3 separate regions of the Homo sapiens genome follow, and regions 2 and 3 are each linked to region 1. A link is a contact called in ENCODE Hi-C or POLR2A ChIA-PET data. All regions are on one chromosome and are shown on one strand. Each heading gives the region's core, a stretch centred on a gene start or an enhancer-like site at or near the end of the contact. The rest is flanking DNA. Distances are from core to core; before and after follow the strand shown.

Evidence for each region. A loop is a pair of places that touch in the nucleus more often than their neighbours do. ChIA-PET counts read pairs that join two places held with the same protein, here RNA polymerase II (POLR2A). Pooled maps may share reads with other maps.
Region 2: a pooled map shows a loop between it and region 1 (6-fold over the local background). The contact joins the promoter of CCDC57 here to the promoter of ACTG1 in region 1. A Hi-C loop is called at or near these places in 2 of 37 single-sample maps with no recorded cell type and 4 of 50 pooled maps. POLR2A ChIA-PET finds 5 or more read pairs at or near these places in 1 of 52 experiments (activated CD4-positive, alpha-beta T cell).
Region 3: a loop to region 1 is called in a pooled map, with 9 times the contacts of the local background. The contact joins the promoter of NARF-AS2 here to the promoter of ACTG1 in region 1. A Hi-C loop is called at or near these places in 3 of 37 single-sample maps with no recorded cell type and 8 of 50 pooled maps.

The regions. Positions count from the first base shown.
Region 1 is chr17:81,511,549-81,514,248 of GRCh38, forward strand. ACTG1 (actin gamma 1) reads right to left here and starts at 1,251. Exons shown (of 6, transcript NM_001614.5): 1 at 1,186-1,251; 2 at 684-812; 3 at 355-594; 4 at 1-78. The coding sequence starts at 806. RefSeq lists enhancers at 697-786, 1,997-2,276, 2,307-2,356 and silencers at 1,007-1,176, 1,377-1,856, 2,487-2,676.
Region 2 is chr17:82,211,431-82,214,130 of GRCh38, forward strand. It overlaps CCDC57 (coiled-coil domain containing 57), which reads right to left and starts at 1,412. Exons shown (of 19, transcript NM_001394669.1): 1 at 1,355-1,412. RefSeq lists a silencer at 953-1,872 and an enhancer at 1,823-2,700.
Region 3 is chr17:82,457,269-82,459,968 of GRCh38, forward strand. It overlaps NARF-AS2 (NARF antisense RNA 2), which reads right to left and starts at 1,251. Exons shown (of 3, transcript NR_184099.1): 1 at 405-1,251; 2 at 170-280. NARF (nuclear prelamin A recognition factor) reads left to right here and starts at 1,473. Exons shown (of 11, transcript NM_012336.4): 1 at 1,473-1,562. The coding sequence starts at 1,536. RefSeq lists enhancers at 812-961, 1,395-2,227 and a silencer at 992-1,811.

The sequences.
Region 1 (2,700 bases), core at 1-2,500:
GCGCCCAGAGGCGTAGAGGGACAGCACGGCCTGGATGGCCACGTACATGGCCGGGGTGTTGAAGGTCTCAAACATAATCTGAGAAGGGACAAGGGGCGGCTTAGTCAGGGACAGAGACCCACGGCCACCCCATGCTCACACGCCACAACATGCTGCATGCCAGTGTGATGTGTGGAGAAAAGAAAAGAACGCAGGCAGAAACCAAATGAGAAACCTGGAGGCTTCAGGGAGGAAATGCCGGGAGAGGAACAGAGCCTGGAACAGCGAAAGAAACACTTAAATGTCAGAAATCAAGCCGGGCAGAAAATGACTGGGGAAAGGACGGGAGGAGCACGGGCGTCGGCCGAGCCTCACCTGAGTCATCTTCTCTCTGTTGGCCTTGGGGTTCAGGGGGGCCTCGGTCAGCAGCACTGGGTGCTCCTCCGGGGCCACGCGCAGCTCGTTGTAGAAGGTGTGGTGCCAGATCTTCTCCATGTCGTCCCAGTTGGTGACGATGCCATGCTCAATGGGGTACTTCAGGGTCAGGATGCCACGCTTGCTCTGGGCCTCGTCGCCCACGTAGGAGTCCTTCTGGCCCATGCCCACCATGACGCCCTGCAGGGGACGACCCGTCAGCCTCGCCGGCGACACCGAACCCACCCCGCAACGCAGAACCCAGGAGCCCCGCGGCGCCATCCACTCACCTGGTGTCTGGGGCGCCCGACGATGGAAGGAAACACGGCTCGGGGAGCGTCGTCCCCAGCAAAACCAGCTTTGCACATGCCGGAGCCATTGTCAATGACCAGCGCGGCGATCTCTTCTTCCATTGCGACCTGCCCGGAAAAGGATGGACTCAGGCGGGCGCGTCTGTAACACGGTCCCCTCCCCACAGCCACCTAATGCCCTCCCGCGGGGAAGCCTCGGCCCTGCCCCAACCCCAGCGGCCGTGGCCTCCAAGATCGCAACCGCCTGGAACCGAAGGCCGGGCCTTTTACGTAACGTCCACGGCTCGGAAGTCTGCACTGCGGCCGGGCCCCGCCCTGGACCCCCGGCGCCCCCCCAGCCCCGTCCGCCTGACCCGGCCCACCCCGCCTTTTGTTCCCGGGGAAGGCGCGACGAGGCCTCGGCAGCTGGAAGCGGGGCCAGCCGGGGTCGGGGGGCGCAGGCCTGCGACGTCCAGCTCAGGCCCCGGGGCGGGGCGCTCACCGGCAGAGAAACGCGACGGCGGAGCGGCGGAAGAACAGAGTGCGAGAGCTGGCAGCGGCGACTGAGACCGACCGCGGCCTCCCCCGCCGTTATTTAAGCGGAAGCGGCGCGCCCGCGCGGCCCGGCGGCGCGCGCGGCCCCAGAACATGTCCATATATGGCGATCTTTCCGAAAGCCGGGCACCCATTGGCCCGCCGGGCAGGGACACGTGGGGCCCCGGCCCGCCCCGCCCCCAGCCCGCACCGCCTCCCAACGGCCCCGCCCGCGCCACCCCCGCGCGCTCGCGACCCTGCGCGGGCCGGCGGGCGGGTCTGAGTTGGGGCGCCCTCCGAGGGTCGCCGGGAGGGCCGAAGGGCTGACGGGCCTGGCCCCTCCCCGGGACTGCCGCGCCGTGGGGAGGGCCCTGCTGCGCCCCGAAACTGCCTGACCCGGGGCGGGGCCGCGCCGGAGCTGGGGTGGGTCCCCGAGTCCCCGGCCACGCTGCGGGGCTTTGCTCCCTGGGACGTCCCTTGCAATCTTTCCCCTCGGGCTCCACGAGGATCTCGGGCGCCAGTGCCGGGCTGAGGAAGGGGCGCGGCGGGGGTCCGCGACGCTCTGCGTCCCTGGGCGCGGGGGAGCTCTCAGGAGCCCTCACCTCGCCCCGGTCACCATAGGAAACAGCCCGCCCGTCCCCAAGCGCAGCCACCACCATGCAGGTCCCTCCACGGGGCGCCCTGCCCCGGATCTCCGTTCGTTTGAAGACCGAGGCCCCTTTCTACCCGACCCGACACATCCCTGCCCCTCAAATCACAGGCCTGATTGTCCCCAGGCGCGCGCTCCGGGTTGGGGCTACCCCGCCCCCTTATGTGCTGAGAAGGTGGTGTGGAGTGAGGCCTTTGTTTCATTCTGGTCACCTGTAGACATTATAGGGAAACTGAGGTAGACAATGGGAGCCCTGACTTTTTTGAAGGTCGGCTCCCCAGCTTCGGGCGGTCGGGGGGATACCCTCTTCTGTTTACGATGCTAGTTAAGAGCAGCGATCAGGGCTGGCGTGGGTTTAGCCACAGGCTTGTCCAGGGCGCTCACTCCTCGCCAGGAGCGGCGCCGGTGCTTTGGTTACACCCCGAGAGGCGCCCGGCACTACGGTTTCCTTGTGCGCTGCTGGAATTTTCAGGGTTGGAGCGCCGGCCGCGTAGGGGTGGCAGTGAGGCCGCGCAGTGAGGGGACGGACTCGCCCGAGGTCGCAGAGCGTTCAGATTGACTCGACAGGCTGGGGGGCGGGGCCGGGGTCCCCACGCGGAGTCCGGGGCCCTGCAACGTTAGCTCGCGACCCCGTGTTTGGGAGTGACAACAGCGAGTCAGGGCAAGGCGGCCGGCCCAGCTCACCTGCGGGCTGCAGTCAGCCCGGACGCCGAGACCCGTGCCTAAGGCCCCCGTGCCCCAGGCCTCCCAGGGGTGCTGAGCGCCCCCAGGCCCAGAATCTCCGGGGGCCCGGGCAAGGCTGTCAGGTATGTTCCCTCCCGTGGCGAAGCCGGG
Region 2 (2,700 bases), core at 162-2,661, 700 kb after region 1:
CGTCTACATGTTGCTGAATGAACTGTGGTTCTCTAAGAGGTCAGCATTCTAGGGGCTCTGGGCAAAAGGCACACGGGAAATCTGTGCTCCTTTTGTATCCTTTTTCTAAGTTACAGATAATTTTTTTTTTTTTTGAGACCGAGTTTCGCTCTTGTCTCCCAGACTGGAGTGCAATGGCGCGATCTTGGCTCTCCGCAACCTGCGCCTCTCGGTGTGGTACCCTACTTTGTTTTAACCTGACTGACTCTCTCTTAGCTGAGAGGGCCGGACAGACACCATTTTGGTTTCTTCGCTTGCAGCCCCTTGTCCCCGTCCCTTAAGGACATAACTGGGGCAAGCTGACTCCAAGCACATCCAGGAATGCGCTTACTGATAAAATACTGATAAGAAACTGGAGCAAGCTGTACCAGCAGCTCCTGGGAACGCGCTCGGTTGATGGTACCCAAAGCCCCTGCGTTTATCACTTTGTGATAATTTAAGCCCCTGTACCTGGAACTGTTTATTTTCCTGTAACTGTTTCTGTAACCATTTATCTTTTAACTTTTTGCCTATTCTGCTTCTGTAAAAAAATCGCTTCAGCTAGCCTCCCCTCCTCTATTTAGACCAAGGTATCAAAAGAAATCTAGCCCCTTCTTCGGGGCCGAGGGAATTTGCAGCTCTAGCAGTCTGTCAGTCGCTGGCAATACAGGACTCCTGAGTAGTCTCAGAGTGTGGCGTTCTCTCTATAACTCCCTCAGTTACAACATCGGGTTCAAGCGATTCTCCTGCTTCAGCCTCCGGAGTAGCTGGGATTACAGGCGTGCACCACCACGCCCAATAATTTTTGTATTTTTAGTAGAGAGGGGGTTTCACCATGTTGGCCAGGCTGGTCTCGAACTCCGGGCCTCAAGCAATCTGCCCGCCTCTGCCTCCCAAAGTGCTGGATTACAGGCGCGAACCACCGCCTCCGGCCTTTTTTTTTCCTCTCTTTTTTTTTTTTTTTTTTTAAACTCACAGACACTGTAAGGCTGCCTGGGCGCGGAGCCGTCCTTGCCGGCGGCGGAACCCGGGGAATTCTCCCGGGGCTGCGGGGCCCTGGTCGGCAGCGCCCACCGCCCCAGGTCACCCACGGGAGACCGAGGGAACGCTCCCGCTCCACGCGGCCGCAACCCCCGCCCCGCCCCGCCGCAGCCTCCGCGAGGGGATCCCCGGTCCGGGCCTGGCCGAGCTCTGAGGGTCGACCTCGCGCTCCAGGTCCCCACCAAAGCGCTGCGTCCGACAGGACGGCAGCTGCTGGGGTTTTCTACAGGAAGAGTGGTCGGAGCGGCGCCCCCCACGCCTCCCACGCCTCCCACGCCGCCCGCCCGCACCTCACCCTAACGCCCGCCAGCAGCGCTGGCCAGGTCCCGCCGCGTTGCCACAGCGACCGGGTCAGTCGGCCGCGTCCGGCTGCGCTCGGTGCAGCGCTCGGGTCCCGCCGACAGGAAACGGGGTCCCTGGCGCTAGGTTCCGGCCCCTCCCGCCCCGCCGGGTTCCGCGCTGCGCCCGGGTCCGAGGGGCGCCCCGGCCGACCCGACCACCGCCGCAGATCGAAGGAGGGAGCCCGGCCTCCTCACCGGTCAGCGGGGCGACTCCGGACGGGGCTCCGGGCTATGGGGACGGCGGGTTCCGCCGCGCGAGGCGCCCCCACCTTCGCCGCCCCCGGCCCGGCCGAGGGTCCCCAGGCGCCCGCTTCCTGAGGCCGCCCGGCTCGCGGTCCCGAAGGGTTGACTTGAGCTTTTGCCCTGAGATGAAGGGAGCACGGGGCGGCCGAGGCTGCCCGTGGGGGTCTGTTCGGGCCGGGGGCGCCACGAAGTCCTGCCTAAGGGTCGGCTGCGGCCACCGGGGCACGAGTTCCCGGCGCTGCCCACGGGCTCGGAGACCGGCGGGGCCCAGGGGCCGTGCGCGCGGTCGCTCAGACCCTGATTAGGGAACTGGGGGAAGGAGGGGGGTCGGGACCCACCGAGGCCCGAAGTCGCCCCCACCATCCTGTGGGAACAACATCCTCAGGCACAGCCATTCCCAACCATTCACATCCTCAGAAAAAGGCACGTGTCCGTATCCATCTGCGGATGGATGAACAGAGCCCGGCCCCGGGACAGAGCAGCCTGGCTCACCCGAACCCTCAGCCCGCAATTCTGCGTGGGAGTGGAGGGGGTGTTTGGTGTCTGGGAATTCCCCTGGTGGGGCAATAAGCCAGGGGTCTGGTGTCATCCTCCACCCACATTGTTAACACTGGATCACTCCTCTCCGTGCCGTGCCTGCAGCCCAGGCACCCTGCAGCCTGTCCTCCCCGAACCATGCGTCCTGGTAGAGCTGTCTCCCTCGCCCACAGTCCTCAGTCCCGCCTCACACACCAAACCCTCTTCTGCCTCAGGTCCTTTGCGCCAGTTGCCTCTGCCTAGACTTGGTTCCCTGGATGCCCCCTCCCCACCCCATGTGTATGTCCGGCTCCCTGGACCCACCCCCCACACTGTGTGTCTAGCCCCCTGGACCCACCCCCCACTCTGTGTCTAGTCCCCTGGACTCCCCTCCCCACCCCCTGTGTCTAGCTCCCTGGACCCCCAACCTGGCCCATGTGTCCAACTCCCAGGACCCCCCCACCCTGTGTCCAGCTCCCTGGTTTCCCCCACCACCCCATGTGTTTGGCTCCCTGTCCTGCTGCCTTCTCAGTGCTTGTGC
Region 3 (2,700 bases), core at 1-2,500, 950 kb after region 1:
GGGTGGCCATTCTGACAGACAGGGAAGCACTGCCTCTGGCCAGAAGCCAGAAACAGACACTTCCAGGGAGGGGCAAAGGGAACAGGAATCTATGAGGTGCAGTGTGTAAATATACATATTTATCAAGCTACAGGAGAAGTCATGAATATTTTTGAAGAGAGAAACATACACAAACACAATGAAGCTTCAGGCCCCTTCACGAGGGTCATGTCATCTCACCAGAACCACTCCATGGTCAGTGTCTCTTATCAGTAAGGAATACTGGTCAATTGGGCCGAAACTGCAAATGAGAGAGTTGTTATCAGCGGTGGAGTCTTTCGAAAGCGCTGGTTTCCGTTAAGCTCTTAGCCAAGAAAACCTAATGGTAGTTAGCCAAGGGTTGGCCTTAATAACAGGTGTCTCACCTCCCATCTGTCATGGCTGAGAACTGCCTTCAAGGCAACCCTGGGATCTCCTTAGCCAGTAGGGGGTTCGTGTAGTCAGTTGGGGGTCTTTGGATTTCATTTTCATTTCTCAGAGGACAGGAAGGAAGGCTCTAACATGGGGAATCCTGAGAACTGCTGCTGTCTGTTAAATACGCCTACAAGTTATTTTTCTTATGTCACACTCTCCCAGACATGTTCTTACTTCTCATTTCTGATTTCTGTAATACACACACACTGATTTCATAAAACGTTTATGAGTCCAACACTTCCATTATAGCCCTGTATCAATGTTTTGCTTAGCTGAAATCAATTTCTTGGAGGAGTAAGTGTTATCTTTACTTTGTAAGCTGTAAGGGCCCAAATCAATGTACTTGGTAAAACTATCCATAGTGAACACACGCAAATGTCAAATGGCCATCATTTAGCATCTGCCCTCGGGCTTCCGGGTCCATCACGTGGTTACTGACAGGCAGGCCGCGCATGCGCGCTGCTACTCCGCCGAGCCTACGTGACACGACGTCAAGTGGCAATGGCGGCGGACGAGGGCTGTGCCCCCGGCCCGCCCCGTTAGGAGCCGCGAGTAAGGCGAGTGTCCAACGCCGAGCTGGCTGACAGAGCCCGGCCGCGGCCTCCGCGGGCCCAGGGGCCTCCAGGCCCCGTGACCACCGGACCGAGCACCCTGGAACGGCCCCAGCTTGGCCTCGGGACAGTCCGCGCGCTCACCGACTCCCTGGTGAACGCCGCTTGGCCGCCGCCGCCGCCGCAGGACCCACGAGAAGCGGAAACCGGCGCAAGGACCCGGTCCCCCCGGCGCCGTACGTGGAGTGAGCCTGCGGTCCGCCCCGCGCGCTCCGATTGGCTCTGGGGCCTGGCCCGCCCCTTCCCGACACTGTCATTGGCCTAGGCAAAGCCGTAAGGGTGGGGAATCCTATTGGCCCAGGGGTGCGGCTTGTCCTCTCCCGGTGCTCTCATTGGCCGAGCGCGGCCGTTGGGGGTGAGGCCGCGTCGGGGGAGGACAACAAAGGGCCGCGGGCGGCGGGCAGTGGTGTCCCAGTCTCCCGGTGCTTCCCTGAGGCTGAGGCGCCCGGCCTCCCGCCCGCCGCGCTCCAGATGAAGTGTGAGCACTGCACGCGCAAGGTGAGCGCCGCGGGCCGGGGAGGCGCGCGCCTGGTGCTTGTCCTGTGGGGCTCTGGGCGGCCGAGGTTGGCGGTCCGGGCCCGCCGCTCGCTCGCTTCAGGGCTCTTCAAGGCGCCCCCGGCCTCGGCACCCTGGGCCCGCTCGGCGTGGAGGCGGCCGGCGCGGGGTCCGCTGCGCTCTGCAGGGCGGGTTCGGTCTTCGCGGTTCTCCCTGAACTTGTCCATCTTTCCCACGCCCGCGAAGCGCGGAAACGCACGGAGACCGAGCCTCTCGTGCCGCGCACCACAGTCCGAGTAAACAGCGGTCGTGGCGGGAATGATCAGAAGCGTTTCGAGAGGGTTTTAGGCGTTTTCGAACCTGCCCCTCTGAGGGTCACCGAGCAGCCGGTGCAGGGGCGGAAGCGGGTGACGGCTGCTGACCGGCGCCTTCCGCGGTTGTCTCCAGGCCATGGCAACAACCGCGCAGCGCACGCAGGGGGGTTTTGTAGCTGTTATTGCCGGAATGGGCTCCTGTGGATGCTGCTCTGTGGCTGGCACTTCTGCGCGTGACGCCGTGGCAGGAGGCTTCCTAACATTCCATGGGTCGTTCATCCCCGGTGGTGGCTGCGTCCTATTCTAAGTACACCTGTGTCCAGGGGAATTCGCCTGTGGGGTGAAGGCTACAGTTGCTTCTGCTTTTTTATTATTGTAAACAATAGAGATGTGTGTGTGTCCTTCAGTACCTGTTTCACTAGAAGGGTTAGAAGGATAGAAGGCCAGGCACGGTGGCTCAAGCCTGTTATCCCAGCACCTTGGGAGGGGAGGCCGAGGCGGGTGGATCACCTGAGGTCAGCAGTTCAAGACCATCGTGGCCAACATGGCGAAACCCAGTCTCTACTAAAAATATAAAATTAGCTGGGTGTGGTGGCGCACACCTGTAATCCCAGCTACTCAGAAGGCCGAGGCAGGAGAATCGCTTGAACCCGGGAGGTGGAGGCTGCAGTGAGCCGAGATTGCGCCCCTGCACTCCAGCCTGGGTGAGAGCGAGACTCCGTCTAAAAAAATAAATAAATAAACTAAAAGAAAGGATAGAAATACATGAGCTTCATTGGTCAGAATGTGCACATTTTCTTAAGGGAGACGAAGTAAAAGTTCATTGA